Regions from separate parts of the Mus musculus genome. Here region 2 is linked to region 1. The links are chromatin loops, found by intact Hi-C in ENCODE. Cell type or tissue: gastrocnemius. All regions are shown on one strand. Region 1 overlaps Pag1 (phosphoprotein associated with glycosphingolipid microdomains 1). Region 2 overlaps Pag1 (phosphoprotein associated with glycosphingolipid microdomains 1).

Region 1 (2,500 bases):
GGCAACTAGCTGTGGATCAGTTTGTGTCTTCCAAAATAGTCTATGGAATCCTAAATCTCTGTTGCCATAGTGATAGTAAGGAGGGTCCTTGGAAGGCAACTAAGTAATGAGGAGGGAAGCTGTCATTGTAGGTTTAGTGATGACGACAAAAAGAACTGTTTACTGGAACCCAAACATGCTGGCACCCTGGTCCATCCTGATCATGGATTTCAGCTCCTAAAGCTACAAGAAGCAATACACTGTTTAGACATTGTACCGATAAGTCTTGATACTGTAGTAGCAGCCAAGGTGATTAGGAAGCGCTCGATGTGTACCTACAAAGCATGAACACACATCTGCCTGTGGAGTCGTAGGCAGATTGGAAGCATGAAGCTAGCATCTTTAAGTCTTAGACTATCTGGTACTATCATATACATCAAAAGCTTAATAAAAACCTGTTAACTGGGGAAAAAAAAAACATGTTTACCCTTTGTGGATAAAAGTATCTAACAAATGGAAATTTGCTATTTAATATTTGGCTTTTGAATTTATTTTTAAAACTACATGTCAAATTTTCCCTAAACTGGTTGTTTTTCTATTGGCTGAAAAGCTCATCTAGTGACAGTATCAGGACATAGAATTCTAGGGACACAGGTGACGTCTGGCCTTATCTGCTTCTTGCCCTGTGTGACCTAAGGCAAGCGCCTGGATTCTCTGGGACGAAGGTTCCTGATTTAAAACCCAGTAAGCAGCAGCCTGTAAACTGGCAAGCACTCACATCTTGGTTTCCACAGTCTTTCACACATCTAGCTCATCTCTCCACTTCAACGTAGCTCATTGGTGTTTAAAGAGGAAATGAATGAGACAGAAGGGGTAGAGAGATGAGAATTATTCCCTCTGGAAGAATTCAGTTTGTTCCAATTTCAACGATCTGGAAACTCAGCTTCTAGCAGCCCCATCTCCCTTAGAAACTGTACCAGGAAGACACCCGGTGGGGTGGAGACTATGAACCTTACACCCTGTGCTGACAGCATCCAGATGTCCTTGGCCTAGGGCTCAAACCCTTTGCCTGAGGTTAGGGTGGTCTGAGTTACTGTTCCCTTGAATCTCAGTTCATGACGGTAGCTGGTCTCTGCCTTAGCTTGAGCCTCACTCAGCCTTGGACACTGTGTAAATTGCACATATTGCAGATGTTTCTAGGTCCACCCAAGCTAATGCAGGACAGAGCTTTATCCTGGCTTCCCTGGCTGGGGACTCCATGGTTCTAGGCACTGTGCATTCTGCTGCTAGTCAGCAGCTACTTTCTGTTTTGCTGGCATGGGAACCCCTGGAGGTCAGTGTGCCCCAGAAAGCTTCCAGCTCCAAGAAAAAGGCTTTGGACAAGAGCCTCATTACCCATCCTTGAGGTACTACAGTGGTGCTGGCTCGACAGGCCAGCTGGACGCATGCCTTGTTCTGCTGACAGACAGAGAGCCTGAGGGCTTCCTGTCCTGGTACTATTGATATACTCCTGTGAGAAACTTTACCCTCTTCTCACTGCCTAGCTCCAACACAGTGGCCTGAGTCTGATCTTGTTCTGTCTGGGAATATAATTACCACATTGTCTGCTAATGGCTGTATTTTACATAATAATGAATCCAACTTCTTCTACCAAATCTACTTCATTTATGCAAAATAGATATAATTTGGAATGTGTATGAATCATGCTATTCTTTTGGGGATCAGAGAAGCTGTTGGAGAGTCTGTAAAATACAATTTTCTGGGCTCTCTTAAGGTTAACAAAAGAAAATGTTGGTTTTGTGTTTACCAGAGACAGTGTTTATTGCCTTTGGATCTTGTGGTCTTTGTGACTCCCACTTTGAAGGAGAAAGATGGTCTCTGCCTACCTTTTACCTCTGCAGTAATGCCCTTGATACACCAGTGATCTGGAAGCACTAGGAGGCTTGCTCACTGATTTCCAGTAGTATAGAATAGCTACTCCAAATCAAACCTGACTATTAACAAGGAAAAGGAAGAAAATTAAATTAGCAGAGAGATACAGCAAAGTCCTTTGAAAGTGCGTGACATGTCTTTATATGTGATCCCCATGAGAAACTAATTTTATCCTGGAAAGAAAACATTTGTCTCCTGAAAGATGACAAAATACTTTGCTTTATTAAAGACAATGGATTATTGGTCATAAATGGAAAACTGGGAATTCTTGTTTATTTAATTTTGTCATCAACTTGTGGTTCATTGTCAAAAAAATAAAAATAAGAGTAACCTGCAAGACTACCATCCCTGCCTGGTGTGCAGTTTGGTTTTCGGGTATAGTTAATTGTACATATTAATTTAAATGTCAGGCATATGAATGATAGCTGAACATTGTAGAAGTTCTTGATCTTGGGGCTTTTAGTGATCGTTGTCTTCTATGTGAACTTGAAGCACAGATGCCTATATCCTTGAAAACACACATCTAAAAGGCCATACTCGGGGTACGCTCCCCTGGAGAGCAATAGAAAGGAACTTTTCGATCATACAC
Region 2 (2,500 bases), 71 kb after region 1:
GCTCAGCTTGGTGTGATCCACAGGTGTCATAGTGTCACTTGAGGTCAGTAACGGTCAGCGGGACTCCTTTGCCCTGAGTCAGATCATCTCAGGGGTGAGCTAGAAACCCAGGACAATGGAAGCGCCCAGGAATCTACAAGAACAACCCTAGTAAAGACTCCTAGTAGTGGGAGAGATGGCCTGGAACAATAGTCTCCTATAACCAGACAAGACAAGTGGAGGGATTGAGACATAACCCAGCCACAAAGCCTTCGACTTACAATTTGTCCTGCCTACAAGATGCGCTGGAGTGGCACAGAGAAATTGTGGAAGTGTCCAACCTGTGACTGGTCCAGCCTGAGATCCATGCAATGACAGGAAGCCTAACCCTGGCACTGCCCAGAGGGCCAGGAACCAGAAGCTAGATAGCCAGAGACTTAGGATAGAACCAAACATTACAGGTCCCCTCACAAAAATCAAGTCAGTGAAATGATTCCTGAATCTCATAGACAGGAGCCCGGCATAATCGCCATCAGAAAGGCTTCGGCAGCAGCTGGTGGAAGCATGCAGAGACCCACAGTCAAACACTAGGTGGGGCTCTAGAAATCCTGTGGAAGGGGGTACGGAAGGATTGTGGGAGCCAGAGGAGTCATGGGCATCATAAGAAAATCCACAGAATTGATTAACCTGGACTCATCAGGGCTCACAGAGCATGAACTGACAATCAGAAAGCCTGCATGGGTCTGACCTAGGCCCTCTGCATTTATGTTATGGTTGTGTAGCTTGATGTTCTTGTGGGACTCCTTGCAGTGGGGGCAGGGGCTGCCTCTGATCTTTTACCTCCTTGTGGGGCCCTTTCCTCCTGCTGGGTCAACTCATCCAGCCTTGATAGGAGGGTTTATCATAGTATGACTGCGACTTTCATATGGATGTTTAGTTCATACCAGATTGCAGGCCTGACCTTGTCTGAAGGGAAAAGGAGGAGTGGATGGGGAGGGGGAAGGGAAGGGAGAAGAGCTAGGAGGACAGGAAGGAGAGGAAAGTGGTCAAGGTGGAGAGAGGAATAAATTTTTAAAGATTTTTTATTAAAAAAATATTTATATATGCAGTCCCAAAATCGGCTGCTCTTTGTTTTTAGTAAGGTTGTTTGTTTGTTTGTTTGTTTGTTTGTTTGTGACAGGATCTATCTTTGTAGTCCTAGCTGTCATGGGACTCACTCTGTAGACCAGGCTGGCCTCAAACTCACAGAGATCCATAGATTACCTATGCCATAGATTACCTATGCCTCCCAAGTGCTGAGACTAAAGGCATGTGCCACCATGACTGACCTACAAAATCAGTTATTCACGACGAGTCTTTTCCAGAAATGTAACATGCACCCTACGTAAGGACCACACTCCCATCCCTGCCAAGAAGGCGAAGAGCACAAAAGTCACACCATACACATGAATGGGAGTGCGTTCACACAGGGAGGGTACATTGCATCGCCACCTACTGGGCAAGCAGTGTATCTACACAAGTGGGCAGGAAGTTGTAAAGAAGCTGGGTTGTAAAGGAGCCTGGGAAAATTCAAGGCAGTATCCACGTGAGGTGTTGGTGGCAGAATTATGGAGGCAGATCCAGAAAGAGGTGGAGAAAAAAGAGTGTAAGATCTCTAGAACAGGAATAGTCCACTCTGGAGGTGAGAGGTGTGACTGTACACATACCCTGATGCCACGCTCCTCTGGAGACCGTTTTGTCTCCTGTCTCTCCTCCGCCCCTGCTGTAGCCTCAGTCCTCCAGTCAAGTAGCAGTGGGGCACTGGGGTGGAAGCCGTCTGTGGCTGAGCCTGAGGTTTTACCCTGGCTCCCCGAAGTGAACCAGACAATTACTCTTCTCATTATGAGATTTTTGTACAGGGCAAGAGCTGGGGAGGATTTCTTTCAGTGGCTTTTCATGAAGTTCTAATTGAAGGGGGTAAGCTGTAAGTTCCATCTTTTATTCAGTAGCTCTGAGTGTCCCCCTTTCATCCTCCCTCCCTGGACTGTCATGCTAGGCTGGTACCCCCCACACTTCACCTATTCCAGCAGCCGCCTCCTGTTAAGAGAACAAGAAAGAGGAAAGATGAGACGCGTTCAGAAGTGGAGGGAGCCCTGGAGAGCCCTGCGTGCAGGCTCCTGGTGCACCCGCTGCTCTGCCCCGAGCAATTCCACAGCAGCTATCATCTACAAAGTTTGCTCTTTATAAATCACATTGATTAATCAGGGTGTGGATGAAGAAACAAAACTGTGTGTGTACAAGAGATGGATCCTTTGTCTGTGTTTCTGAAAGTGTTTCATGATTTGCAGCTACACAAAATTATATCAGAGGTCACTGTGACTTAAATGCTCTCCCATGTGTATTTTAGAAACCTGTCACTGCGGGCACGGTTTAAAGTGAATTGTTCTTTGTCTCCTGAAATGTGGTGGTTACTTACCCATGCAGAAGCAATTTGTCTGTGTGTCACACTGACCCTGTTGTGTTTGCAGACATAATATATAAC

Evidence for each region. A loop is a pair of places that touch in the nucleus more often than their neighbours do. Peaks named below come from ENCODE experiments on the same cell type or tissue, not always from the same donor. Only the 100,000 strongest peaks of a DNase experiment are listed, where the experiment ranks them.
Region 2: it touches region 1 in a loop (2.0-fold over the local background); 3 of 42 quality-filtered maps call a loop at or near these places.

The regions. Positions count from the first base shown.
Region 1 is chr3:9,778,817-9,781,316 of GRCm38, reverse strand. All of the region lies in intron 2 of Pag1 (phosphoprotein associated with glycosphingolipid microdomains 1), which reads left to right. Among named protein-coding and RNA genes, the nearest start is that of Pag1, 54 kb to the left of the region's middle. In gastrocnemius, no CTCF peak of the experiment used is centred here; a DNase peak (open chromatin) is centred at 1,390; H3K27ac peaks cover 998 bases.
Region 2 is chr3:9,708,080-9,710,579 of GRCm38, reverse strand. The region is part of intron 3 of Pag1 (phosphoprotein associated with glycosphingolipid microdomains 1); the gene reads left to right. Among named protein-coding and RNA genes, the nearest start is that of Gm33169, 46 kb to the right of the region's middle. In gastrocnemius, a CTCF peak has its summit at 1,484 (motif pointing left); a DNase peak (open chromatin) is centred at 1,467.